Regions from separate parts of the Mus musculus genome. Here all the other regions are linked to region 3. The links are chromatin loops, found by intact Hi-C in ENCODE. Cell type or tissue: heart. All regions are shown on one strand. Links, peaks and the distances in the headings refer to the core of each region. The heading gives the core; the rest is flanking DNA.

Region 1 (10,037 bases), core at 3,367-8,366, 150 kb after region 3:
AACTCCAATAGTGAGTAGGAATTCTAAGATGGAAAAGCACATCTTCTCTAATAAGCACTAATTATTCCTTCGATCACTTTAGAATGACTTTCCTGAGGGATGGTGCCTTGGTCAGGTGATCTGCTAGCCTGTGAGATTAACTGTTAAAGGAGGAAGAAATGTCAAATCTCTACCTAGAGGCAGCTTCCATGTTTTTGGTTGGGAGACAACTCTCTTTTATGGGCCTTCTGTGCTTCTATAACATCAGCTATCCCTGCTCACAGAGGAAGAGCATATTGACTACAAACTCTTCAGATATTACCACATTGGCCCAAGAGGTGGGAGGCCTAGGTGTAGACGTTTAGGGTTATTTTTAACTATTGGATACAAGAGAGTCTATCCAGAAAAGAAAGGAAAGGAACAGCAATGGTCTGGAATGCACAAGGCCTTGGGTTCAATCTGTACAAAGGAGAGAGGGAATTTTTATGGCTCCCTCTTCACTGTACTCCAATACCAGTTCTCAAATTTACTATTTACAGATAGCACAATAGAAATTTATGCAGTAAAATATCAGGGGAGTAGTGAAGTGAGCCAGAAAGATTGTCCCGGCTTATAAACAATCAGAAAACAAGACTGTGGAGCTAGGAAGGGAGAGACGAGCATCAGCTGATACGGATATTGAATGCCTTTTCTTGTTTTTCTCTAGGATATCACAACTTTAACTGGTGTTCCAGAAGAGCACATCAAAACCAGAAAGGTCAGAATCTTTGTTCCTGCTCGCAATAACATGCAGTCTGGAGTAAATAACACAAAGAAATGGAAGATGGAGTTTGATACCAGAGAGAGATGGGAAAATCCTTTGATGGGTTGGGCATCAACGTGAGTACTTTGCATATTGTCTGCAGATTGTCTAATGAAAATACTGATTTTTTTTTTCTTTCTTTAAAGAAAACACTAGCCAGGCGGTGGTGTCACACGCCTTTAATCCCAGCACTTGGGAGGCAGAGGCAGGCAGATTTCTGAGTTCGAGGCCTGGTCTACGAAATGAGTTCTAGGACAGCCAGGGCTACACCCTGTCTCAAAAAACCCCCCAAAAAAACAAACAAAAAACAAAACAAAAAAAAGAAAACACTAATTCTTCTTATAGTGAATATGCTTGTCTTTTTATTAGAGCTAGGTTTCACTATAACTGAAAAATATGGAATTATACATATTCCTTTATATATTTATACATGTGTTCATATGTATGCAGCTTAGAACAATAAACTTGCAGAAATTCTATTCTGGATATGTTGAGATTAGCATCGATATATAGCATTCAAATATTGCTCAGAAATACTCTGGGAGTGATATCAGTAATTTATTGACACTTCCTTGGTTTTGTTTCGGTGTAGGTTTTTTTGAGACAAACCCTCCCTGTGTAGCTCTGGCCAACCAGGCCTCAGTGCTCCTCTCTCCTCCCCTCTACCTCCTTATTGCACCACCATGTCTTTCAACTAAAACAATACTCCTGGATAACTCAAATCGGAAATCAGTTAACTTGAGGAAAACTTACAATTTCCTGAGATCTTGTGTGAGACTTTGTGATTAAGGTTATAAATAATAAATTATAAATTAATTTTTATAACATAGTAGAGTAAATTTTAGAAGATACTTTTTTTTCTGTATCCAGGAGACTTTTTGTTAGATGGGCTTCTATTTTGAAATTTCAATAGAATTATATTGGGAAAATATATAAAACATAGATTTTGTGAATCTTGATATCTTAAATTTTATGTTTTATGTAATATATGGAGTCTTTTGTAAATCATATATTTCCAGAGACCTAAGCCATTTAGAAGAAAAGTTTTTGTTCATACCTAGTGGTTAAAATGTTCTGATCATTCTTTTGAGTTACATGGATTTTTGTATGTTCATTTATACCTGGGATTTATATATTAATGAATTTCCAGGAATATTCAGTAACAGATCGTTGTTATAATATTGATTGATACCTTGTATATTCTAGGTTGTTTCTGGGGAAAACACTTTAGATAAGAATATTAGGCTAGTCAACATAGTGGCTAATAACATATAGTCTCTGTGTTTTGAAGACTGGGTCAAGAAGATAAGGAGTTTGAGGCCAGCTTGGATTAAAACCATGAGTCACTATGAGAAAGGGGGAAAGATGGAGTTGGGGTGGAGGCGGGAAAAGGCACGGAAAGGTTGAATGTTGTCAAGTTTACACACAGACCCACCCATACCATCACAGCAGCAATGGCTGAGGCATCACTATCTAGATTAACAATAGACTAAACATACAAATGCACACACACTTTATATGAAACATCCCTGTGTGTTCTTCTGCTTAGATTTGGTGATGTCCACAACTGTGTCAAGGTCTACCTAGACGAAGGCTTTGATCCAATGGTGAGATGCAGGGGGACGTCTGCTAGCCAGGCTTCTTTGTTTAGATTCCCATCTGTGCCCCAGGACTCTGGGAGACAGTCCTTTTCCCTAGGTATCTGATGGTCACCTCCTGAATGAGCATTTCATAATGACTTCATTCTGTTGCAGCCTGCTTCAGGGCAGAAGGGTGTGGACAGGCCAGGGAGATGTGGAGGCTACTATTTTATTTCTGGGAAGCTACATACCATGTTTGTGTAGTGTCTTAAGCCTTATCAGTGGGTTTAGTAAATAAACCTCACTTTGATATGCTTGCACAAATATTCACCCAGTCATCATCGTAACATTGCTTCTAGAAATATCACACATTCTGAAGTACTGATCACTTAATTAGTGTGTGGGTTGAAAATTACTTGTTGGAGGTAAAACTTTTTTCAAAACATAGTTTGTTCAAAGTAAAACATTTTTAAAACAAGGGAAGTTTTCTACAGTTATTTGGTCTGAAGTTGTTTTTCATTTTAAATATTTTTTAAAAAACATTATTTTGTTATAGTACTGAAAAATAACCAAGTCAAAAAAATATAGTATGAAAAGGCTATGACTAAATAAGTTTTTTACTAACACAGCAACTGTCACATTTGTTCATATCAGAATCCAATGTTTTTCAGTGTTTAGCTTCTTAATAATAGAAAATGATAGTACTGAATTTTGCTCCTTTTGTGGCATACTTTAAACCTCATTGGAATTGTTGGAGTTGGAAGGTGCAGTTTATACATTTACTTAAAAGTTTATCATTTACAAAACATACATCTTGGGCAGGAGAGATTGCTCAGTGGTTAAGAACTCTTCACAAAGACCCAAGTTTGATTCCCAGCAGTTAACACTGGATGGGGCATACTGTCTTTAACTCCAGCTGCAGGGCAGTCTGAGACCTCTGGCTTTTGTAGTCACCTGCATTCATGTGCATGTAACCCCCCCCCCCCACACACACACACACACTTACTTTATATAATAAAAATAAATCTTAAAATTTTGCATCTCAAATAAATAAATGACTTTACCTTAATTTGCATTCTCAGTTTACCTATATTTTATTTTATCATGATATATCTAATGTTAGCATGGAGAATGTAGGAAATATATTTAAAGCCTAGGCAAATATTTCTGACTCATTCACATCCTCATCTTATAATTTTCTTTTTAATGAGAGGACTATATTTAACAAGGAGGAGAAGGTATTTGTTTGATAAATTTTTGTACTTACAGACCACATTTTAGTATACTGAAAGAGAAATGACCGTAGCTCATACACCTAAAATATGTCTTTTTTCAAAGACCCAACATGTCCTCATGTGGGTGATCTAAGCCTGATGATTTTTTCGTAGTATATTTTACCTACAATGTAAATGGAATAACGTGGAGGATACAACAAAGACCTAGTCTCGGTGGTGAGGAAGTATTCTAGTTAAAACACAAGAGCATGACCTGTGTACCTGTGTACCTGTGTACCTGTGTACCTGTGTACGAGAATCTTCCCGTATGTTTAGCGGTTCTTTTCTGCCTTGTCTTTAATATGCAAATAGAAACGACCAAGATCCCTAGAGTAGGGCCATGCTAGCCGAGAAGGCTGTTCTGTAGTTACTGTGCCAGCGCTGTGATAGAAGCTTGGTCCTAAGTATTTTCAATGTTTTAGCAGAGGCAGATATGAGGCCTTGGTAGGGAAGTTGGTTTTGTGGCTAATGAACAGTTTTTGGTTTTAAATATAGTGAATAAATATCATTGTTACCTATTTGTACTATTATTAAAAATTTTGAAAGGCCACTTTCTAACGTGCCTTGATCTTTGTTTTTAAGATTTTAAAATTCACATTTTTAAATACTATATTGACATTTTGTATCTGAAGTGCAAGCTGCTTACTCTCTTTTAATTACTGGAGTCTTTTAAATGTTAGAACTCAAAGGCAAAAGGTTTAGCTTTATGTAAACTTGGGAAATATTATAAGATGTAAAAATCATTACAAGTTTGGCCCAAGATTTATTCAGTATAAATCTTCTTAATCCAATAGGATAGCACAGTGGGGACCAGAATGAACCATCCCTTGTCGTTTAGTAGTGCAGCTAGTTGGTTATTAAACTCGCATATTTCTTCTTTATTTATTGTGTGTGCGTGTGTATGTATGTGTGCTCAGGTCATCAGGTTTGACAACAAGCACCCTTAACCTAATGAGCTGTCTTGTTAGAGAAGTAGCAATCTGTCATTTCATTTCTAGAGGCAGCAAGTATTTTGTTTCGTGTCAAATGGACATGGAAGGCCATCTACGTTAAGCATAAGTGTTCATGAATTTTGATATTGCTAATTCTCTCATTGTCTAATTAGCCATACAGTATGCTTGATCCTTAAGCCATAATGACCACTTACTGTGGACATGATTCCTAAGTTTGTAGTTAGGCCTTTTGGCTTCTCAGGAGTAGATTGTCTGTGCAGTCCTTTTCTCTAGCACTGTTTGACTTTGTCTTTGAATCTCTTGGCTTGGTTTATAAATTCTTTAGTAAGTTGTTGCCTCCTTCCCCTTACTGACTTTATGAGAAAGTAAATGAGTGCTTGCATTTGTGGGTGGGGTAACCTGGACACATGAAATGATTGGCTGTTCACCTCTATTCACTATTGGGCATAGACTCTGTCCACAGAAGAGAACTCAGTTAGTACTGAATGTATCCGTGTGGGGTTTCTTTTCAGTGTATATTTGAAATGATTGGCTGTTCACCTCTATCCACTATTGGGCATAGACTGTCCACAGAAGAGAACTCAGTTAGTACTGAATGTATCCGTGTGGGGTTTCTTTTCAGTGTATATTTGATTCGGTGCATATTTCTTTTCAGTGCAAAAGCCTTTTGGTCAAATTCATTGCCATAAGTTGCAGGATCAGGCAGCTTGCTGAGACAATTTCATCCTCTGACAGGAAGCTGATAGGATAACACAGGGAGAATGAGGCCATAAGCCCTCAAAACCTGCGCCCAACATCCTGCTTCCTACCACAAGACTCTCCCTTCTGAAGGGTCCATAATCGCCCCAGACAGTGCCACCAGCTGGGACCATGGGTTCAAATACATGAGTCTATGGGGACATTTCTCATTTAAACCACTCTTAGCATCCTTTGCTTGTCAGAACTGACGTGGTGGCGCACGCCTTTAATCTCAGCACTCAGCACTGGAGAACACTGCTCAGCAGAGGCAGGTGAATTTCTGAGTTCGAGGCCAGCCTGGTCTACAAAGTGAGTTCCAGGACAGCCAGGGCTATACAGAGAAACCCTGTCTTAAAAAAACCAAAAAAGAAAAAAAAAAAAAAAAGGAAAAAGAATTCTCATTACAAGAAGGTTTTGCAGATATATTAAAGTCAGGAGGTAATGGAGAAGCTAGAGAAAGCACCCAAGTTGCTGAAAGGGTCTGCAACCCTATAGGTGGAACAACAATATGAACTAACCAGTACCCTCAGAGCTCGTATCTCTAGCTGCATATGTAGCAGAAGATGGCCTAGTTGACCATCACTGGGAAGAGAGGCCCCTTGGTATTGCAAACTTTATATGCCCAGTACAGGGGAATGCCAGGGCCAAGAAGTGGAAGTGGGTGGGTAGGGGAGCAGGGCAGGGGGTGGGTAATAGGGAACTTTCAGGATAGCATTTGAAATGTATATAAAGAAAATATCTAATAAAAAATTAATTAAAAAAAAGAAAAAAAAAGAAAACTATTAAACATGTAATGGAACAAGAAAAAAAAGTCAGGAGTTTCTAGACATTTGTGACAGCTTAATTTCTATATATTTATAAATTCTAAATATATTTATAAATTCTAAACGTGAACAAAAATAGCTCTTTAAAATAAAAAAATAGATATTTATTATATAACCACATTGAGAAACAACATTCCAATCTTAAGAAGTGTTTTGCCTAATTTTTTATTTTATTAAAGAGAATTCTTTGGGGGCTGGAGAAATGGCTCAGAGGTTACACTAACTGCTCTTCCAGAGGTCCTGAGTGTAGTTCCCAGCAACAACATGGTGGCTTATAACCATCAATAATGAGATCTGGTGCCCTCTTCTGGCATGTAGGCATATATGCAGGTAGAATAATTATATATATATATAATAAACATATACTATATATATATATAAAATAAATGTTAGAATCCTTCATGTGTTTAGTGACTGGTGTTTTTGCACAACATTATTGGATTTATAAGATTCATCTGTTCTATTAAAGCAACACCTTGGGGTTTTTCAATTGGAGTTTTTAACCTATAAATTCTGAAGTGAAGAATCTCATGTAGATCTTTAATGAATGATGGTTAATCATTGATTTGTAATCAAGTCTCCTTACACTGTGAAGTATCGATACTATATTAATCCTCTGACCCTTGCTTCTCTTGGACTAAGGGAAGCCACTGTGTAGTTTTGTCCTGGTCGACGTCACAGGACTACTAGCTCACCTGGAACTGGTTCCGGATCCGTTTGTTTTCCTTGCTTGCTTGGTGCTCTGACTTAGTCCTGAAACCTGTTGCTTCTGGTTAAAAGGCGTAGTCTTTCTGACAGTCCAGTGGAGAGCACAGGCGCTTAGCAAGTCCTGACTTGTTTTAGCCGGGAGTCGATTCACAAATTTCACTCTAGCCTGTCCAGCTGCTTCTCCAACAACCCAAGAGAGACATTGATCTTCAGACGAGAAGCAAGACCCGAAACTGCTGATGAAGTCTGGGCTTCACTGTGGTGCTTTTCTGGGATTCCTGTATGATACGACCCCTATCAAAACCTTCAGCACAGATTTCTCATGTAGACAAGCTGCACTTTCTGCTTGATTTCTGCATGTTCCTATGTGTCCAAACTATAGAATTCTTAGGGGGAAAAGTATGAACTATTTTCAAATACAGTTTCTTTGGAGTGGAAGGATTCTTTCTAGTTATGGCTGCTTTTGGTCTTTCTCTCATTCATTTTCTCTGTTTTGCTCTGCATGCATTTGTTAGTCAGGTAGATTTCTTAGAAAGGAGTTTCTTTATCATCACTAACTTGGAACCTTGCCAGCTGAGAATTGAGGCAACAGTAGAAAAGTAGAAGTAGAAGTATAAAGATTGGAAGGCATACAGCTGGAGAGGGTAGGGCATGGGAGCTTATGGGAAAGATTGGTATTCAAAGTGAGCCGTGGGATGTGGTTGGGGTGGCCGCCCACATATACAGATGCTAACGGAGGACTCCATAGAAGGAACAATCAAACTGATAAGGAATTTCATACAGCTTACCTGTTCATAGAAACAAGTCTGATTTGACTAGTTACTTCTAAGGCAATAATTAAGAAGTCTGAAAAACAGTTCTGATGATGCCTCACAAGAACTTAAATGGTGAGGAGGTGGGAACCACTGTGTAGACAGGAGAGATGGTTTGAGGTGTTAGAACTGGCACTGAGTTTTGGACATAAGTGATAGGAAGATAAGTCTGGTAACATGCTAAGGATGTGTTGGAACTTAAAAAAGACAGAAAGGTTAAGATCTGGTAGCAATATAACCTAGAAAGAACTATAACTATAGATGAAGGAGAAGGAGCCTGGCACACCAAGCTGAGAGAACGTTTTACCACATAACTTCCACGTATTTCTCCATAAAGCTAAAACAATGAAAATCTGTCATCCTTACAGGAAATGGAGTTGTTGTTCTTCTTCCTTTTTTTTTTTTTTATTCTCATTCTGAACTAAGCCATCGTGCTTGTTGAGACATCAGATCACTCAGTCATGTTTATATTAGCACCTCTGAGGATAGTTTATTAAACTACCAGCTGAGAAATTATATGCACTTTGAAAAGGAACATCAGGACAAAATGATCATTTGTTTTTGGTAGTAATGTAGCCAGCCAATATAAGATTTTTCTTTCCTTACAAGGGGAATTTATGACAGGAATGTATATAATTCTAGGGATCATAATGGAATCCCAGAAAAGTGGCACAGTGACGCCCACCCAGAACTTCATCAGCAGTTTGGGAGACTGCAGATCAGTGAGAGCGCCTTCAGTGTTTGGTTTATATTTCAGATCTTGCTGATGTCCAGTTTACTCAGAATATTTCTTCCTTTTTTCTTCTTCTCAAGATTGAGTAGCATGTAGTGCAGACTGACATTAAGTTCTCTATGTAGTGAGGCAAGACTTTAACTTTTCAAACCTCCTTCCTCCACACCAACGTGCTGAAACTACAGGTGCATGCTTCCCATATGTGGTTTGTATTCAGTCCTGGGGATTAACATAGGAGACATCTAGGCAAGAACTTCACCAGCTAAGCTGTGTCCCTAGCCCTTTACTTGCATATCTCTGACCACATGGTTATACTTCTATAAACATAATAATAACAGCAACATCTTGGAAACTGAGACATTGTAAAAAGTCTGTATGGATTTATAAACTAACAATACCATTCTAAATTGAAGAGCCCAGTTGGATGTCAGGTCTTCAAATGTTTGTTTTTGTTTGAAGTGGACCTCTACCTTTAAAAACCCCACTGTTTAGAGATTTGAGAGTAGGCGCTCTCTTTTTGAGGATTCAGAATATGGAAGCTTCTTAACTGCAATGGTTTAACATCCCATGCAACCCATTGTACATAGAGTGTGTCACAAGTGAAAAATGTGTTTCCTCCAGCTAACCTGTAGAACCTGGTAATTTAGCAACACGGATGTTTACCACTGTGGCCCAACACTGCTCACTGCTTCACTGCACCTGCTCAGCATTCCCGTGAACAGTTACATTTGAAAACCAGCTAGATAGTGGGAGCTCACACCGCTAATCCCACCACCTGCAAGGGAGAAGCAAGCCCAGGCAGAAGCTTATGAGTCCCAGGCTAGCCAGGGCTAGCCAGGGCTACACAGAGAAAGCCTGGCTCGAAAAACAAACAAATGAGTGAACAAGAGAAAGAAAGAAAATCATTTTCTTGGACCGGTGAGCTGGCTTAGTGGATAAAAATCAACTCCTGCAAGTTGTCCTGTGACCTCCACGTGTGTACTAGGGCGTGTGTGTACATGTATACACACACACACACAAATATACACACATAAACACATATACACACAAAACACACATATATACACACACAACACAAAGACATATACACACATTAAGATGTTTTTAAGAGAAAAACTGTTTTGAGTGCACATTGCTCCATCACCATCATAAAGTTGAAAGCCTTAAGTGAACTGATTATAAACTGGCGTCCGCACTGGCGGTTCTACTGCTCAGTAATTCCCTGGCATTGAAAAGTCACTTTGGGACTCTTCTGGAGTTTTGTAATTCAGAGCTTTATCTTGTCATTTCTTTTCAGAGATTATTACAGATAAAATAATTCTGTTATAATTTGCTTGATAGTATAGCAACCGTCTTTTCTAAGCAATGTATTTAAGACATTGATTTTCTTCATATTAAATCATGGGAATTCTTTCTTCTAGCGCTGACCCCCTCTCCAACATGGTTCTGACCTTCAGTGCCAAAGAAGATGCAATTGCCTTTGCAGAAAAAAACGGTATGACTCAGCCACCTGCCTGCCCCTCCTCCCTCCCTCTTTGCCTCCCTCATTCTCTTCCTTCATTTCTTCCTTCCCTTCTCCCCTTCCTCCCTCTGTCCCTCCCTCCCTTCCTTCTTCCTACATCAAGATAAGATTT
Region 2 (10,037 bases), core at 2,957-7,956, 300 kb before region 3:
GAAACAGGGAAATTGTCCAAAAATCTGGCCTGAAATGGAGAGGGGGTGGGGAAAGAGAAAAGAACAAAAAATCTCGAGACTGCTCATTCCCAAACAGGATATGGCATTTCTAAGAGAAGAGATCAGACAACCTGTGGACAAAGAGCATTTGAGCCAGGGTATGGAGTGAGGACTAAACAGACAACAGAGTACAGCAGGTTCAAAGTCATGCGAGTGCCTCCAATTCTACCACAGACGGAGCCTGTAGCACTTCCAGGGGAGCCAGCAGAGGCGCACTATTCAGGTTGACCAGATAGCCTTAGGTTACTGGAAACCAGTCACATTAGAAACATTTTCGTACTCCAGGAAGATGGAGTAGGTGGCTGCTGACAGACATTTTAATGGTCTGTCTATGACAGTCAACTTGTGTGCAATTAAAATGCAAAGCATTAAAATGGTTTTCTTAATCCTTCAAAGAGAAGCTAGAAATAAATGTGAATACCACAAATACTTAACTGTGACCAAGAGTCAGAACTCAGTGCAATAAATACCTTTCCTCCAATGATTAAATACTGCAGAAGGGATGTGGAGGCTCAGGAGGAACCAGAGATGAATGTTCTTGCCAGAAGGAAGAGAAGGGTTTTGTTTTTGGGTTTTAGGGTTTTTTTGGTTTTGTTTGTTTGTTTCGGGGGTGTTATTAATACCCTATCCAGTCATCCTGAATAGTTATTTGGGGGCATTTTAAAAAAATTCTTCAGCTATAAAAAAATAGGGAACAGTCTTCCTCTCAAAGCTGATAGGAAAGCTTAGTGAATAGTGCACAAACAATTCTTTCCACAATGCAAACTTTAGAATGTACCAACAGTAGAGCCAGCTAAAACCAAAGTGCAATGGGTGTGAGGAACTTCACTTCCATGCCTTCTCTCAGATCTCTGAACCTGAGTAAAATACTTAATAATTCTGTACTCCTGTCTCTAGTTTTTGATGATGATGATGATGATGATGATGATGATAATAATAATAATAATAATAATAATATGTCTAGCTTTTTATACATCATATTTTTGAGATCAAGTACATAGACCAATACCTGGCATACAGCTATTTAAAAGATAGTAGCTACAATGGATTTACAAGGCAATTTGTTTACTTATGTTAGGTAAAATACAACTGATTAGTTATTTGGCTTTCACTTAATTTGTCTTCTAATGTGTAAGCATTTGATGTCTACAATGCAATGCCCTGCCAAGATCAAAGAGCAGGGTTCTAGGGGCCAGGCATGCCTGGATTCCAATCTTGGCTTTGAGTCTCACTGGTTGTATTCTTGTGGGTATGTGATTTAACTTACTGGCATTTCATTTCCCTTCTCTGTAAAAGGGATTATCTGCTGCTTGGGATTATAGTGAAGAAGATTCAAGGAGCAAGCAGAAAGGCATGGTTGGGTCTTGACTCCTCCCGCCACTCCACACGTGTCCAAAGAGTCAGAAAAGGCTGGAGAAATCTTTCTCCTAGTCCTCCTGTATTGTGGGTCAACTTATCCCAACTATTTCCTAAAACTGGGAATAGTTCCAGGGACAAGCTGCAGCTGAGGACACAGAACAGAAGAGAACAGAAATCAAGGACAGTTGGAGACATAGCTGTGGGCAAACTCAGACCCTTGCGGATGGAAGTTGGCTGGCCCTGGTGTCATTGGGCAATGACCATGGGAAAGAACAGACAAACAAGAAATATTGCATGGTCTTAAAGATACAGGAAAGGTTTCAAAGTCAGAAAAAAAAGAAAGGGGATTTTTAAGAGTGATGTGGAAGATGCGAGTTTTGGAGGAATCTTAGATGCTTAAAATGTTTGCTTTCTTTGTGTTCTTAAAGTATGGGTGAAGTACCACATGTTTTTGAACAACTGCCACCTTTCTTAAGTACTTCTGGGATTTGTTTTCCCCATTCATAAAGCACTGATTTATCAAAAAAAAATCATTATTTTAAGCACTGTTGTTTTTATCAGCCCAAACAATCAAATCTTTTATTGTATACTATTCAAATTAAAGGGTCCAGCTGAGGTCACAGGACAGACTCTGCACAGTAAATACCTCTCTTCCACAGAACACTTTGTTTTCTCACTCCACTGGAGACGAGAAAAGCAGAAATAAATTTTGACAAAATAAAATAAAATATCTCCCTTAAAAGGGTTTAGAAAACTAGAAAGATGACAGAGGTCTCTACAAATAATGTGTAGCTGTGGTTATTAATGACAGATAACAAAGTGATAGATAACAGAATGAAATTAGGCAAATTGAACTTGACCCTATCCCTGTAGATAAATATACAAAATATAAATAGTTTGTGAAGATGTTTATTAATCAACTCACCTTATGGTCTATAAAGTGAGTCCTACGCAGATTAAAATCATGACTTTCTAGCTGCAAATTATTCCCTGGAAGATGGCTGGGCCTTTTTGGAGGTTTTTCAACTCCCAAGTTGTTTGAAAGCTTTTAATGTGAGAGTGGAATTGATAACTGATACCCTGTGGAGTTTGTAAAAATTAAGAAGAGAATGACTCAAAGGGAGTCACTTGGAGAATCTGGTCAAGTGTGAGACAAACAGGGGACAGGAGAGATCTTTCTGTGATTTGGGCAAGATCGGACTGTCCACACCCTTCCCCACTTACTCACAGTGCCTGTGAATTCCAAGTGAAGCTTGGAAGAGTTTTGTCCTGATCAGCATCTTGAGTTCCACCCCACCCCCCACCCCCCTCCTGAAATGCTCTAGCAACTTTCTTAGAGACAAATTTATTAATGAGGATCCAGCAGAGAAATTGTGTTCCCATGTGTTTAATTTGTTAGCAGAGTTCACCGTGTATCTTACATGTGTACAATTTTTATGACTTTTTAGCAGAGTGCTTTATTACTGCTGGTCTAGTCTGGCCAAGTGAACTTTTTTTGTCAAAAGGGATGCTGTCCTTGTCACCATTTTTGTTAACATTTTAAGAGTGCTTTTTCAGTGCAGGACACTGATGTCTTTCTGTAGTGACAATGTGCAAAGTCATGTGGTGATCTGATAGTGTAACAGCACACTACTCTTGCATCTAAGAAGATGGAATTCATAACTTAAAGTAACTTCTATCTTAGACTTTAACTCAGCCCGTGCTGGTGGAGCCAAAGTAGTATTTCTCCTTGAGCTGGTGGACTTTCTGACTTTTTATTCATCTTTTTTAAAAATACACACTCCACAACACGTTATCAGCACAGAGCACCAGAGATGCTTGTTAAACAAATTATTACCACGTTTTTATTACATCAATTTAATCTTGCTTGTCATACTTTATAACTGGAGTTTGTCACATGACATATTATTAGGTAATTATTCCCTTTGGAATTGTGTGTTAAGATGATAAAAATGCTAAATTCAGAAAGATAGTTGCTATTTGGAAGATTTCTTTTTTAAAGCATTCTCAATCTTGCTAAACTTAGGTCTTCTTGACAACTCTCACTGTTTTTGTTGTTGTTGTTGTTTTGTTTTTGTTTTTTTAAGACCTCTGGTTCCTGTGGGTATGAGTCCCACCCAGGCCTTGGATTCCCTCTGTTACTTCTAGAACATGAAGTGATGCTTCAAATGAAAGAAGTGTTGTATACCAGGATTTCAGTGAATTAGCAATTCACCTTTTGTATTTCTTGATGATGACTTTCTACATAAAGGAAGCCTCTGTCAACAGGTCTCTCTCTCTCTCTCTCTCTCTCTCTCTCTCTCTCTCTCTCTCTCTCTCTCTCTCTCTCTCTCCCTCCCTCCCTCTCCCTCTCCCTCTCCCTCTCCTCTTTCTCCTCTCTTTCTCCTCTCCTCTCCCTCTCCTCTCCTCTCCTCTCCTCTCTTCTCCTCTCCCCCTCTCTCTCTCCCTCCCTCCCTCTTTCCTCTCCTTCACCTATCTCTTCTCTCTCCTCTCCCTCTCCTCTTTCTCCTCTCCTCTCCTCCCTCTCCTCTTTCTCCTCTCTTCTCCTCCCTCTCCTCTTTCTCCTCTCCTCTCCTCCCTCTCCTCTCCTCTCTCTCTCCTCTCTCTCTCTCTCTCTCTTTTCTCTCTCCTCTTCCCTCCCTTTTCTCCTCTCTTTTTCTTCTCCCTCTCCTCTCCTCTCCTCTCCTCTCCTCTCCTCTCCTCTCCTCTCCTCTCCTCTCCTCTCCTCTCCTCTCCTCTCCTCTCCTCCCTTCTCTTCTCCTCTCCCCCTCTCTCTTCCTCCCTTCCTCTTTCCTCTCCTTCACCTATCTCCTCTCTCTCCTCTCCCTCTCCTCTCCTCTCCTCTCCTCTCCTCTCCTCTCCTCTCCTCTCCTCTCCTCTCCTCTCCTCTCCTCTTCTCCCCCCCTTCCCTCCCCCTCTCTCTCCCTCCCTCAAATTTATTATAGAACAAAATTTTAATGCTCTCAAGCTCTGAATGAAGATGCAAGAAGTATCAGGGCCCTCCCAAACCTTGCAGAATAGACCTCTCTTATGAGAAATTCAAAAAAAAATAAGTTTAATCATCTTTCCTTCATTTTAAAATACTTCTGTTGTCATTGTAAACTCAAATAGTGCTATGGATACTATAATAAGTGAGGACCCAAAAGGGATCTTATGGAGAATTCTAGTTAATTATCCTTTCAAGCAACCTTGACCTCGATATATCAACCTGGGGAAATGAAACTAGGGCCAAAAATTGCACACTGCTGACAAGGGAATCTGTGCTTTGTTCCAGTGTTGTTTGTTTTTCCCAGATTCACCTCCTTGTGACACAATTTCTCCATGACCTGGGTAGGTCAGCTTTACCTTGCCCTGAAGAGGTTCTTCCTACTTGGCGTTGCTTCAGTTGCTCACATTTAATCTTACTACAGTCACCTTTGATCACATTTTGGATGAAGCTGATTGGTTAGGACTTATAGAAATATGTTTTAGGTGAAGATCCCTTCTCTGTGCCATGACCCAGAGCACACCAGCCAAACTAGACCCTAGTCACCACACTGAAAGGCACTTTGAGAGAACTCCTGAGGAAGACATAGGCTGTTGGCACCTTATTGCTAGTGTCATTTGGACAGCTCTCCATTGGGTGGCAGTACATGTTCAGAACAACCCTCCCAGTACCAGCTAACAATAGTTCCAAAAAGGAACTTGAAGTTCTTTTCATAAATTCTAATAATAGTCTCTTTTAGAAAAAAAAACAACAACAACAGCTCATTGGCCATGTAATTGATGAGAGATGAACAAGAACTAAACTAGCTTCCAGATGTTTATGTATTTTAGTCAATTACTGCAGAGCCCATAGGTACAGATATAGCTATCATCACTATTGTATTACCAATATCTCCTCATTCTCTGGCATTCAAGTTTTAAAAGCTAATTCTATGCCAATAGGGATTTAAGGGGAATATTTAAATTATGAGAAATGAATTCACCAGTCTTTTCCATCAAGTGTCTGGGACTCATATTACCATACTTGGTCTCTAAGCTCATTTAAAAGCTGTGATCCTTTCTATCTGGCAGGGTTTTGGGATATAGACATGATCTTGTTTTCAACATGGAATTGGGAGTTGGGGGAGCTGCTAAGTTACCGTTCCCACTGAGTTATGTGTAGAACCATTTGGTCAGTTTTCAATCTCTGACACACTTGTCTTCTAGATTTGACATTTAAACATTAACCTACTCAGACCTGTAAGTTGGAGAAAGCCAGTGACGATGCTCTTGGGGGATTCGTGTTTGGTGCCTCTCTCTTGTGACTGTGTGTTTATGCTGAAGATGCTTTTTAGTTACTTGAGCTAGGGTGCATCTTAGAAAGTGTTTTTCTGGCCACAGACAGATACCATCTGTACTTAAGTAAACGTGGAATTATTTGTAAGGGGGAAAAGATTATTAGCACCAACTGAAAACCAAATGTTCCTAAAGTGAGTCCTTGGAGCAAATGACGGAGGGTTCACAGGGTTTCTTGGAAACGTTTACAAGACGCAGATAGTTTACCTAAGTCATTGGCATTGAGAGACCACTAAATATTGCTTTAACAATTCTTAATGATTTTAATCGTCAGAAATTATAGCTTACACACACACACACACACAACTGGGTGGGAAGGACAGTATATGTGCTTTAAACATACATACTTAAATTGTAAAAAATATTTTGTGTATCTACAGACATTTTTACATGGCATACAAAGGGAAATGTATAATTAATTCTTTTTCCCCTATTACTGCAATAATTACAATCACATAGATTTTCATAGAAATTTTTTAAAGCTTTTACTATTTTATCCATTGAGGGAAATTAAGCTATGTGTACAAGTTAATCCATAGAAAAGCAGATATGCCTCATGTTTAATTAGTTCTATGTTTGCAGAATTGCAGTCAGTGCAGAATGCAATGTAAATGAAGTTAAATATCAGTTTCCCTTGGCCATTACTTGAGAAAACCACCCAGTAGTGTTGTATGCCAGGGATGTGTGTCAGAGACAATCCATCCTACAAGAACACATGTTCCTGGGAGGCAGCATATACAGCATGTATTATTTTCCCTGTGTACCTTTTTAACAGACAGCTATGGACTTTGATAAAATTTTCAAAATAGATTTCTTGATCAGGTGAGGGCTAGAATGAATGTTCCCATAGACACTGTGTGATGGCACAGAGAAAAGGAGACAGTTATCAATCCCTAAACCCTCTGGGTAAAGGGAAACGATTGTTGGATTTGAGCTGGGCACGATGTTCTCTGCTGCATGTGATAATGACTGTCTGAGGTAGGAAAGAGTGAATCAAGCAGAAACCATGCCTATTGTACTTAGACGTCCTCCCTGTTCACCTCCCTGCTTGAAGATAATGAAAATGGGGTGTGGTTGGTGCTTGTGGAAGGATTTCAGTGTTTTACACTGCTCATTCCTGCCTCAGAGCACGTCTCAACCATATCTGTCTGGTGTTGTTCCTTGGGTAAACAGCGGAAAGCTACCTCGGAAAGCCTCTATTGGCAGCCCATACAGAGATTCTACCTACATGTGATCTCAGTTCTCCTTTTCAGTTCACTGACGCTGAGATTAAGAATCTCCATGCCTATCAGTGAAGGAGACTGTTAGGACATTCTGGGAATTTTTTTCTTTCATAGTAGCTTTAGGAAATGTTCTTAAATCGCCACTACTGGAGCAGGCATATGGCCACTTCTTAAGACTTCCCAAGAACGTATCCTTCACAGTACAAATGAACCAGTTTCTAAGAGGACTGTTAGCTTTGGATTGGAAGCAAAACTTCAATTCTGATCAATTTCCTTGTAAAGTTTCCAACGTTACCTAAATGCTAGTTTGGCTAAATATCTGAAGATGATAGAACTGATTACAAACAAAACTCTTACCATTAATAAAGAAAGAGCTAGGTTTATTTATTTGCTTTTCTAATGACAACCAAAACCCATGATGTGAAAGAGCCTTGCATCTTCTCATTCTTCAATAAGCTACTTCACTCAGGTCCCAGATCTTATGTGTGGTGTCTATTTTAAAAGCCTCCCCAACCTCCCTATTACAGGAGGACTCATATTCTCCCTAAAATCCAAGGTCCTAACCCCAAATGCAACTGTGTTAAGAGATAAGATCTTTAAGGAATTATTTACCATTAAGGGAAGACATAATTGGTAGGGCCCTAATTTAGAAGGTATCCTTACAGGAAGTAACTCAAATTGTCTCTTAACACCTCTTCTCTCTTTCTCTCCCCCTCTCCTCTCCTCTCCTTTCCCCTCTCCTCTTCTTTTGATGAAAGATGTAAGTAAAGTCATGGGAAAACACAGCAAGAAGAACCAGGAACCAACTCCTATGACTTGTGGATTTTGGCCTGGTACCCTCCATGGCTACGAGAAAGTGAATGTTGCTTAAGCCATGAGTTTTGTGCCTTTGCTGAGGCGCCCTCATCAGATGCTCCTCATTGACAGGATGTGTGTGGCCTCCTTCCCAGTTTTCACATCACTGTGTTGATTTCCTTTACCACATTTATCACAATTGGTAATGGTTATTGCAATGCATTTACTTTGTCCTCACCATCAAGATAAAAAGTTCTAAGATCACTATAGATGTTTTATGAATTGTCTGTGGGGAACAGAGAAATGCCAAGGAACCAGGACTCCATAGCAAAAATAGCTTATAGGAACTAAACTAAAATAGCATCTTAGAGTAGATTAGGTAAGAGAAAAGTGCCATCTTGAATTGATATCTAACTGGGAAATATGAACCAACAAGATGTGCTAGTAGATGTTATCTTGAAGGAGATGGAGATGGAATGAAGAACCAAGGATAACGCTTAAGTTTGTACCAAAAAGGAACCAGAAAATAAATGGTGAGGGCACTTTAAGAGCTGTGAAGTATAATGGAACCCATTCTATGTTAGAAGATGTCTAGTATGGATGCTTCCTATTCTAGCTCATTGCTTCTCAAAATTTAAAAGTATGCACAGGAACTATCTGGGAATCTTTTACAAATTTGGGTTCTGATTTAAGATCTGTAGTTTGTTCTTCGCCCAAATAAGTATTACATTATTTGGTTACTCTAGATATGTAATACATATTAAAATCACACAGCATGATTTCTTCAGTTTTTGTCCTTCTCTTTCAAAATTGTGTCCTGACCATAATAAGTTATTAGTAACAGGCAGCATTTCCTCCAAATTCGTGGAACCCATCAAGTTAGGGACCCCAAGTATTTCAGAGAAGCCTTTGAAGGAAGTGTACAAAGGGAAGTCCAATACAAATGGTACACCTTAGACAAACTGCTGCCAACCACAGATGAAGGGGCCACCTTAAGGGCATTCAGAATAAAAAGCATATTCACTATGTCAAAGAAATGAGACAAGAACCACAGCTGACTACTTTTCAACAACTATACAAGCCAGAGGATATGAGAGTGTTATCCTTAAAATACTGCAGGGAAAGAAGACAGGAATGATGAGTTATAACTATAAGGGATGAAGAATTCATCACGGTAGATTCTTAAGACATCTCAAGAATAATAAGCAACTACCTTCCACTTCTACATTTCCACTAAATCTGTATGTTTACTATATTATTGTAGAATTTGCTATATTATAAGTCTGTGGTGTGGGGGAAGTGGGTGAGTTCACAAAAGGGCAAAAATCTTCAAATTATCTTAACAGAAATATAATCTAAATAATGTTATGCAAAATGTATAAGTCAAGTTAATAATGTAAAATGTCCTCCCTTTTTGGTAAATTTTGCTAAACATTTAAGAAGGAAATAATACTTATTTTAGAAAAAGTATTTCATAACATAAAAAGGGAAACCTTCCTATGTTTTGTGAGGCCAATGTTACTCTGATAACAAAAGCTTAACATCCTCCATGTACATATAAACAAAAATTCTGCAAAATATTAGCAAACCAAGTCTTACTATATATAGTATGATTAAAACAAAGTTTATTTCAGGAACATAAGATTGCTTAAGTTTTATAAAAATCAATATTATTCACAATATCTGTGTTCTTTTAAAAATATTTGTTTTTAAATGAGTGTGTATGTTTGTGTGCATGTATAAATGAATGTGAGTACCAGTGGAAGCCAGAAGAGAGTGCCTGAATCCTGGCACTGGAGTTACAGGAAGTTATGAGCCACCCTATATAAGTCCTGAACTCTGATTTTCTGAAAGAGAACCAAGTTCCTTAACTGCTGAATCATTTCTCCTGTCCCTATGTTCATATTCTAATAAGAAGAACTACACATTTATCTCCATAGGTGCAGAAAGCATTTGACTGCATCAAATATCCACTAATCATAGAGTCTCCTAAAAGTAGAAACAGGTATGGAATAGGTTTAGGAATGCAGACGTTCAAAGTATTGCTTTTATTGTTAGCGATGAAACTCAAGAAGAACAAAGACCAAAGTGTGGATACTTTGCCCCTTCTTAGAATTGGGAACAAAACACCCATGGAAGGAGTTACAGAGACAAAGTTTGGAGCTGAGATAAAAGGATGGACCATCTAGAGACTGCCATACCCAGGGATCCATCCCATAATCAGCCTCCAAACGCTGACACCATTGCATACACTAGCAAGATTTTGCTGAAAGGACCCTG
Region 3 (10,037 bases), core at 2,036-7,035:
AACTGAACTCTGACATTGTCTCAAACAATACTTCCTTCTTGAATGAAGTATACATCACAACAGAGATAAGACTCATGCCAAGAGTCTTTTTTTTTTCCTTAATGAAAGCGGCCACATCACAGATAGCCAAACAACAACTACACCAACCACTAACTCCGATAATCAACAGGAAGCCCTTAGAAAATAGCTGATTATTTCAGTACACAAGCCATTGCTTGCTGCTTAATGGAAAGCCAAAATGGGGCATCAGAAATCAAACCTTGGGGCTGGTGAGATGGCTCAGAGGTTAAGAGCGCAGACTGCTCTTCCAAAGGTCCTGAGTTCAAATCCCAGCAACCACATGGTGGCTTCACAACCATCCCTAACGAAATCTGATGCCCTCTTCTGGAGTGTCTAAAGACAGCTACAGTGTACTTACATATAATAAATAAATGAATAAATAAATAAATATAAAAAAAAGAAATCAAACCTTAGTAACATGACTATAATATACGGACTCATTTTTAGCCAACGAATCATCCAGGAAGGATGCTCTCGCTTTGATCAATGCATTGTTTTGAACCTAAACAGCAAATGCTGGGTTTGTTTTCCTCACACTTGTATTCCACGATGTAGAATGTCTATGCGGAGTTGGGACAGAAAGTACTGACATTCACATGCTGGCATTTTCAGTCACACTCAAATACCTGAGTCCCTTCTCTTATCCAAGTGGCCTGAAACAGGGAGAACTTTCTATTAATCCCACAGAATAGTTCTATCCTGGGGCAGAATTTGGATGGTTTACCTTACTGACCTAACTACACTGAGCTTCTGAATAAGCTGATAGTTTAAGCGCCCATGTGTCCCAAATCTTAGCTGAGTTTTGAAAACTCAAAGGAGTTCTAAAATGAAGGGGAAACAAAGCTACACACACACACACACACACACACACACACACACACACACATACACACACACACACACACACACGTTACACAGGGGAGAAAAGTACGCCTAAGAAGAAAGAGTAGACTGTGTCTGACTGACACACTGTACAAAACAACCAACTAATCATTACCTTAATGCTTTATTTAAAGACACATCTTATAATACTTTTTTCTAAGCCTTCGTGGTTTTCATATCCTGTACGAATAATGTTTGACTGGGACTACGTTTCTTCACATTTTGGGGTCACCACAACTCAGGCAATGCAGAACTACCACTCCACCCCACTCCCTCAAATGTTCATTCTAGCCTATGAAGTTGCACCATTTCAAAAACTACCCCATGCACCAACTGTCTCTATATTTAGAAGGACAAAATCTGATTCAAGAGAAGTTTGACTTTCCAAACACAAAAGGAAACCCGCCAGGCTATGGCTGCCACATGCTCGGAGCTCAATCTCATCTCTCTCCTCTGCTCTGCTTTAGGGACTGACATTAAACCAGGTCGTTCCAGTGTGGGTTTAATAGCTTTCGTAGAAGCTGGCTTAAAGCATTTGTCAAAGGCTAATATTTTAAATTTATAAACTTCAGAAGAAAGATAGCTTTTGAAGCTGGAAGGAAAAAAATCAGAGAACAGTAGTCTTTTTTGTGTGGTGCCCAGAAATTCGGTTACAAAGTGGTTCTATTGTGTGTCTCATAATTTACATTAACTTTTTGGCAAAGCAGAAAGAAAAAAAAAAATCAGTCAAACTTGAAGGCATTTGTACAATGAAACTGGAAAATGGCATTTTTCTTTCTTTTTTTTTAATTTTAAAATTTGACTTTAACATTTAGATGTCAGCCAAACCAATATTCAACATTATAAAAGACCAAACAGTAGAAGAGCTGCAGCTGTTTTGCTCCGATGTCACTGAACAGGTGTGTAGTATGACACCATAGAAACTGGATGCATCTCTTGCGGATGCCCACAGGAAGCCAGTATGGAGCTGGCATTGACATGGGACTCATTTCCTCAGATGTGACCAGAAAGTCACCCGGGGATGACAAGAGTCCTGGTAACTGATGTGGGCAAATTCGGAGGCAGACATTCTCCCAAACAGATCAATACTATCCAAGGTGCAGCTGAAAAACAGGATGGGTTTGTAGCACTGAGCAAACAGCAAAGCTCCGTATTCACAAGGCCAAACGCAACGGGCACTTGTGGTTTTCCACACTGTGTTTGCCAGCGACCTCAACCCTGACCTACAGGGCCACCCTCTCTGGAACTAGAAGCAATCTTGTGTTGGGTCTTCTGGCCATAAGGGAAGCCTATGGAATGGTGGCATTTCTAACTTGATCTGTGTTGACCTAACTGCATGATGCCAAAATGACTCATCAATGTAGTTTGTAAAGTGAGTACTTGGATTATTTGATATGACACAAGAAAAAGAGAAACAAATGGCCATATATGGTGTCACACATCTGTCTGTCATCCTAGGACTTAGAAGGTGGAGGCAGGAGTTTAAAGGCATCTTCAACTACATATCAAGCTTGAGCCAGCCCAGGCTACTTGAGGACCTGTCTCAAAAGACAAAGAAAAATTACTTTTTTTCCCAGTCATTTTGGAATTGTGTGGGTACATCTTGGATTAAATTAATTTACATAATTTTATGGTACACACATCCACATGACATTTAATTTGTATGGGTAGGCCAAATATTTTTATTTGGATAAATATGCTTTTAACTCAAATTAATTGCTTCCTAGTTTCCATTAAGTCTGAAACACTGCAACCCCCGCCCCAAAAAGTATCATTTGTATATACTTGTATGATCCTTTTACACTAGATTGTGTATATTTACATAAATGATTTATTTAAATCTAATCAGCTCATGCAAGATATATCAGTGTTTTCACTGTTTAATGTTATTTTTAAAGGGGGAGGCAGAATTATAGTCCTTTAAATAATATTTCCAGAAAGTGCTGAGAACGTGAAGATATTAAAAATGGTCTCTATGACAAAAGGTTCCATAGGGAGATGCAACACACACATCTACTCAACCCAGATAGAGATCCCACCACAGAACAAAGTACAGATACCACCCAAGTCCATCCCAGTGAATCAATGTGTTTTATTGGGGTTACTTACAAGAGCATAAATGACTCAAAGACAGCTGCCTCACCATGGACCACCCCAGCCTGGGTGACAGTTCACAAAAGCTGGGGAACCCACAGCACACTTCACAAACTGCAGGCACCTCAACAGGTTCCAGAGGGTCCTTTCAAAGTGATTCTGGTCTAAACCTCTTCCAGGCAGCTTGGCTGGTTTCTGATTCTCCCCGGCAGCTTCTCTTGTCTCAGAGTCGTCTTTGCAGTCGTCTTTGTAGCTCATTTTCCTTTAGATTCTCAGCTTTTATTATTAACTCGGTAGGAAGGAGGTAGCGAATCTGCTCAGTTTCGGGGACTTCCTGAAGCTGTTTTGAATTATTTGCCTTCCTGCATAAGGAACTTCCTGTAGGAGAGTGTTACACTGTTGCACAACTAGTTTGCCAGTGCTAGGCTAGGCAAACTGACCTCGTTGAGGATGCTGGGTATGCCTAAGGGGTTAAGGTTCAGAACACTGAACTTGCAGAGCACTGCTCTTGCAGAGGACCTGAGTTCAGTTCCCAGAACCCATCCCATGGTCCATCTTCTGGACTTCTTGGAAACCTCCACTCACACATACATACATAATTTAAAAGAATAAATAACCTTTCTTTATAAAATGATCTCATCTATGAGTAGGCATAAGTATAATTTGAACACCTCATATGGTTCCAATTTTGAAAAGTTTAAGAAAATCCTCTCAAATTCCAAAGGCTACTTGATGACTTGAAACCAAAGATGTATTTAAATTGGAAAGAAATAAAATTTTTTGCAATGATGTTGCGATCCTAAGGACATTCTAATGGCCATTGGTGGCCATGGGAATCAGTAATCTACCACCTGAGAGCTTGTGTGCACTTAAAATGCTTATTTTCCAAATCCAGATAAACAGTTTGATATATATATTAATTCTAGCTAAAACAGAAGGTGGGTGTTTCTCTGGCAAGGGAATAAGATGTATGGGATGGGGAGAGGTCAAGTAACAGTAATTGTTAGCTCTCCTTTAAGTAAAATTTCCCCCTGGAATAGTGGTGGGGACATAGGAAGGTGAATAACAAACTTCCTCAGTAGTACATCACAGCATAAGTATCTCTGAGTAAAGAAGAAAACAGTTCAACTTTGAAATTCTGCCGTTAAGTGGCGGCTCCTGCAAGGGGGACAGTTTGCTATTAATTGTTAATGTCGCCTACCATTAGAGGGCACTAAACAACTCCACATTAATGCGTTGGAGGGAAGAGAAAAGGAAGCGAGGAAAGGGGAGGGAGAGTATGGGCAGAGTTCGGGGAGAGGGAGGGGAGACCGAAGCCGGGAAGGGCTGGGAAAAAGAGATGTGGGGAGTGGGAGGAGGGAGGAGGGAGGAGGGAGGAAAAAGCCTGAAGAGGAAGGAGACTGACAAACGGGCAGACAGACAGAAACAGACAAAATGAATCTGGCAAGATTAAGAAGGATGTGAAGCCCCAGAGCCGTCTAAAGTGAGCAAAAAGCCGGCTCTCCCGGGTCACCCACTCCCCTCCCCGCCGCTCCGTCCTCATGACTGTAATTATAAAGCGAAAAGCGGCGGCGAGGTCACCCGTTTTTACCAGCCTGCTGCACCGAATGCGCGCGGTGCAGGTGCGGCGGCCGCGGGGCTTTGTGATTCATGCCCACTTTCAAAGGGGGGCTTGGGCCCGTCTGAGAGGCACCCAAACAACTGTCTTCTAATATTAGCACGGCTGTATTTCGGGATCTATTATAGTCTGTCCAGACAGATCCCATTGTAATGGGACCTTTTATTAAAAGATTAGCACTATCTCCTGCAGTTGGTGGAAAAAAATCTGTTATCACTGAGTTATTTGCAGTTGTGGAGGGGGTAGGAGGAGGGTGATGGAAGATGGGGGTGGGAGGATGAGAGGAGGACCGGGGGGGGGGGGCGCTAGGGCTGGGGCTAGAGAAGAAGGGCGAATTTGAAATCCGTAAGAGCAAATCCCAATGACCTGGGAATGTCCAAGAATTTTGTCTGTTTTGTTCGCTGTTTGTTGTCGTTCGGGCTTCAGAAGCGAAAAGAATAGAAATTTAAAAGGCAGCTTTGAAATAAACAATATAGCCTTTTCCGTGAAGTAATCGTTTTATATAAAAGGAAATATCGCCTCCTCAGTTTCATTCAGCCGTGCCAGAAAATGTTATAAATGAGAAGACCCGCCAACTTTCGGCGAAGAATGCCAGGCATTGCACTCAATAAACTGAGGCTGCAGAAGTTCATTATCATGGTGCAATCTTTTTTTTAAATAAGAGAGAGAGAGAGAGAGAGAGAGAGGAGTCGGGACAGAAACTGGGGCGTCTCGGAGCGGGGGAGGAGGGGGGCAGACCGCCTACGTCGGCGCCCCCGCTCGGGGCTGCGACTCCAGACGCGACGAAGTGAAAGGGGAGAAAAGAAAGGGAGAGGGCGAGACTGCCGGGGGCGGCCGGCTCCGAGGTGTTAAACATTTTTGTTTGCTTCTGACTTGTGGAGCCCGAGGGCCGCGTCTCCGCAGCGCTCGGCCCGGGTGGAAGGTGCCCGGGGGTCGGGGTTCTTAGCAACCTACTCCAGGCTGGGGGGGGAGGGGGCGCGGGAGGGAGTGGGAGGCGGGGGAGCTGGCAGGGTGGCCGCAAAGTAAGACACGTAAGAGACCTCGGGACACAAAACGTCTCCGGGACCCCGCGCCAAGGCTCTGCAGGGAGGCTCCTGAAACTGCTCCCCCGGGCATTGAAGCAGCTCAGGGATCCTGCGGCGGGTTGCAGAAGTCTCATCCCGGAGCCCTGGAGCAGAGGTGCTGGGGACCCATTCCCGGGGTCCTCCGGGGTCCCCGCGCTCCGCCGGCCGCCTCCTCCAGCGCCCTCACTCACACGCGCACACGCACACACGCGCGCACACACACACTCGCACGCCACCCCGGGCGCGCCGGCTCCGAGCGGCGGCGTGCAGGACTGAAGTGGATGTTCCTCCCCACCCCCGACGCGTCGCCCCCAGCCCCCGCCCCTGCCTCCTTCCCCCCTCCCCTCCCGCTCCTACGCAAATAAGAACTCGGCGATTCCCCTCCTGCCGCTTTGATTTCGGGCACCTCCGACAGATAATTGGGAAGGGTTTCCAGAAGGTGGGAAATGTCACCTGATTCACACTGAACTTTTAAAAGCTCCCCACCCCCAAAGAGCCGGCACACCCTCGGTCGCGGCCGCCCTCCCACAGCCCCACACACTGGGAGACCGCCCACCGCAAACCTCGGAGACCCCCGTCTAGATTTAAAGCGCGGCTGCGCCCGGCTTCTGACGTCCATTGAATCGCGCGGGCGGCCGGTGGCGAGCGCGGGGCTGCGCCGGGATCGCTGCGCCCTCCGCCGCTCGCCTCTGCGACGCGCGCCGCTCGCCCGAGCCACCCGCCGCCGCGCTCCTCGCCCCGCGCCTGCCCCAGGATGGTCTGCGCCAGGCACCAGCCCGGCGGGCTCTGCCTCCTGCTGCTGCTACTCTGCCAGTTCATGGAGGACCGCAGCGCCCAGGGTGAGTGGAAGGGATGCGCCCAGAGGCTCGGCTGGGGCAGGGGTTCTACTTTTCTGCTGTCTCCACTTGGTCTGTTCTGACCTACGCTGCTCTCGGAAGATGTTGGAACCACCCGGCTACTCCTGTAGAACGGAACGGGAGGGAAAGACTGAAGGCAGTGACACTTTAGGATAGAGAGCGGAGTTTAGAGCCAGGTTACCCTCAAAAAGGAAAGGGCTTGAGTGGAGGAGCTGGAGCCTCAGTAGTTAGGGGTAGATGCTCCAAGTTCTGGTCCTAATGACTTTAGATGTTATCTCCCCTGGCTGGCTCGGGAGAAGGGCGAGCATCCGTAGCCTGGAGATTACAGTCGACCTACTAGCAATCTATCCATCTTCCTTCCATATCTTTTGGAGACTCTTTAAAAAAAAAATGACGGGGTGGGGGATGGGAGATACCGAATTTTCTTGGGTGGCCGGGGGACGTGGTTTCAGAAACTTTGCCCAAACTTGGAAATGTGGGTACTGAAATTTTTAGAGGGAGGTAGTTTTACGCTTAGCGGATGCTCCTTCTGCCTCTTTCCCCCAAGCCCCGCGAAAAAGAAGAAAGACAAACCAAATTATTAGCCCGAAGTGTTTTAAGTACTTTACAGTTTTCTCCACTTTGCCTCATTCCTGTTAACTTCTGTGAACCAAGCAGCCCACAAGCTATTTAGACTCCGACCTGGATTAAAGAGCAAATTTCTGAAGTTTATCTTCTAAAATTAAAAATGAATTGATTTTATTACAATTAGTCTCCAGGCTGGATTTCTTTTTTAAAAATAGTGGTAACCCCGCAGCTTCACGACAATTACTCTCGAGTCACTTTGGTGATTCATGAGACGTCTGCTTGCCCAAAGTCCGAACACATTAAATAGGGACAGAGAAAGAAACTATTTGTAAAGAGGTTCTTGGGAGACATAAGGTAGGTATGTGTGACCCGGTAGACGCCTCCGGGTTCTAACCCTGCTGCGTTGCCTGTTGGAGCGGTAAGGTTTTGTGTGTCGTAAGCTGCCCTCCCCGGCACCGGTCCTAGCCGTCTGCCCGACACTAGGCTGGGCTACCAGCCTTGCTGATAGGGGCGCTGCCTGGGTGCCGGGACGTGGGCGCCAGAGAAAGCAGCCCTCGGAAATTTCGAAAGACCGCGGTGGCTGCGGGCGTGCTCCGGGCTGGCGGATTGCAAAACGGGCCCGTCGGGCGGGCTGCGCCTCGAGGCCGCTCAGGGCAGATCCAGGCTGGGCCCGACTGCTTTTTTTTTTCCTTTCATTTTTCACAAGTATCTTTATGCTTGATCTGTTCCTGCAGATTCATATTCATTCTCCCTACACTCCCCCCTCTCCCCTCCCTCCTCCCCTCCCTTCCACGTCTCCCCTCTCTTACTTTCTTAACCCCTGTCACAAATAATTCTCTTACCGCCTACATGAAACCGACATGTAAAAACATCCGTCGCATCCTGTTTTTGTCAGGTTCTTTAATCTGGTCTTCCAGTCGCTGCAGGTTATGAAATGGGACGAATAAAAGTAAACAGTCTAGTAAAAGTCAATGCAAGCTGCACGTGTTGTGTCTGGGTCACTGGTAACTGACATTGATATGGCTGGGGCGCAGCGGCGGCCGCTCTAGCCCACCTCCCACCTCCCACCTCGGTGACGGGTCCTTCCCCACTCTCCCCTTTGGAGATTCATATTCTCTCTCTCTCTCTCTCTCTCTCTCTCTCTCTCTCTCTCTCTCTCTCTCTCTCTCCCTCCCTCCCTCCCTCCCTCCCTTCCTCCCACATCCCTCTCTCCCTCTCACATCCCACTGTCCCTCTCCTGCTCCCCTTCCCCCAATCACTTGCTCCCCGCCCCACCAGGCCTCTTTGCCCAGCTCTAAGCAGCCTTCCTTCCCGCTACCCCACGGCTCACTCATTCACCTACTGATCCCTGTCTCTTCACAGCTGGGAATTGCTGGCTCCGCCAAGCAAAGAACGGCCGCTGCCAGGTCCTGTATAAGACAGAACTGAGCAAGGAAGAGTGTTGCAGCACCGGCCGGCTGAGCACCTCATGGACCGAGGAGGATGTGAACGACAATACTCTCTTCAAGTGGATGATTTTCAACGGGGGCGCCCCCAACTGCATCCCTTGTAAAGGTGGGCCTCCTCTCCCCTAGGCGGCAGGCCCTCAGTAGAGGGCGTCTTGCCCTCAGCGTTCCTACTAGCTGACTGAAGCTTAGGATTGGCAGAGTTTTGTTCAGTTTCTCCTTTTTTTTTTTTTTTTTCAAATTCTACCCGGAGTGGAGTTAGCTAGTGGAATCTGCCTCTGCTCGCGCTGGAGGCAAAACAAGGTCGGAAGAGGTCAGTCCCCGGGCTTCTTAGCCGAGAATGATAATGAAAGCGACCAACCAGTGTGGTCTTTGAGAGAATTTGGATACAGGACTTGGCCTGAGGTCCCCAACCCCCTTATCCCTTCCAGGAGACAGTCTGGGGCCCTCCATCTCGGATGCATGATTGCTCAAGACATCTGAGACCACCAGTCCACCCCACTCCGCCCCAGGCTGACCCTCCAACTGCCTGGCCTTGGTTTGAATGTGTGCCTCTTTCCAACTCCTAGAAACGTGTGAGAACGTGGACTGCGGACCTGGGAAAAAATGTCGAATGAACAAGAAGAATAAACCCCGCTGCGTCTGTGCCCCAGACTGTTCCAACATCACCTGGAAGGGCCCAGTGTGTGGGCTGGATGGGAAAACCTACCGCAACGAATGTGCACTCCTCAAGGCCAGATGCAAAGAGCAGCCGGAACTAGAAGTACAGTACCAGGGCAAATGTAAAAGTAGGTCCTACCCTTCAGCATCTCTATACATTCAAAGATCTTTGAAGACCCAAGGGCGATAGATAGTACAGTTTACATAAAGAGCCCGGGAATTGGAATAGTAATACCAAATAAAGGGGCTCTTATCTAATTCCTAAAGGATAATTAATGAAGGAGCCAGCCTGGAGTCATAGATCCTCTGGGAAACAGCCAGGCTCCCCAGATGCCTGCTAAGATGTGGATATTTTGCTTTTAATGATTTCCTTCATAATATCAGCTGCTTACTCCCCAAGGACCAGAAGATGCCGTTTGAAATGTCATCATCTTCTTCTTTTTTCTTTTTTTTTCTTTTTCTCCAGAGACTTGTAGGGATGTTTTTTGTCCAGGCAGCTCCACTTGTGTGGTGGATCAGACCAATAATGCCTACTGTGTGACCTGTAATCGGATTTGCCCAGAGCCCTCCTCTTCTGAACAGTACCTTTGTGGAAATGATGGAGTGACTTACTCCAGCGCCTGCCACCTGAGAAAGGCCACCTGCTTGCTGGGCAGATCCATTGGATTAGCCTATGAGGGAAAGTGTATCAGTAGGTATTCTGGATTGAGGAGAGGAAAAAAGACGGGAGATTAAAAAAAAATCTGATTTAATAGTGTGGGGGCTAACCAATGAACAAATCCATTAAACA

What was found. Peaks named below come from ENCODE experiments on the same cell type or tissue, not always from the same donor. Only the 100,000 strongest peaks of a DNase experiment are listed, where the experiment ranks them.
Region 1: it touches region 3 in a loop (2.5-fold over the local background); 3 of 42 quality-filtered maps call a loop at or near these places.
Region 2: it touches region 3 in a loop (2.6-fold over the local background); 4 of 42 quality-filtered maps call a loop at or near these places.

The regions. Positions count from the first base shown.
Region 1 is chr13:114,307,678-114,317,714 of GRCm38, reverse strand. Ndufs4 (NADH:ubiquinone oxidoreductase core subunit S4) reads left to right here. Exons shown (of 5, transcript NM_010887.2): 3 at 686-858; 4 at 9,825-9,898. Among named protein-coding and RNA genes, the nearest start is that of Ndufs4, 75 kb to the left of the region's middle. In heart, for the core only: a CTCF peak has its summit at 6,445 (motif pointing left); no DNase peak of the experiment used is centred there.
Region 2 is chr13:114,752,651-114,762,687 of GRCm38, reverse strand. No RefSeq gene overlaps it. Among named protein-coding and RNA genes, the nearest start is that of Gm34790, 61 kb to the left of the region's middle. In heart, for the core only: a CTCF peak has its summit at 5,032; no DNase peak of the experiment used is centred there.
Region 3 is chr13:114,455,022-114,465,058 of GRCm38, reverse strand. It overlaps Fst (follistatin), which reads left to right and starts at 6,108. Exons shown (of 6, transcript NM_001301373.1): 1 at 6,108-6,557; 2 at 8,505-8,696; 3 at 9,157-9,375; 4 at 9,714-9,938. The coding sequence starts at 6,473. It overlaps Gm41074 (a long non-coding RNA gene), which reads right to left and starts at 8,263. Exons shown (of 3, transcript XR_873986.3): 1 at 7,985-8,263. In heart, for the core only: CTCF peaks have their summits at 4,237 (motif pointing right) and 6,542; DNase peaks (open chromatin) are centred at 5,808 and 6,618; H3K4me3 peaks cover 2,828 bases; H3K27ac peaks cover 1,678 bases; H3K27me3 peaks cover 840 bases.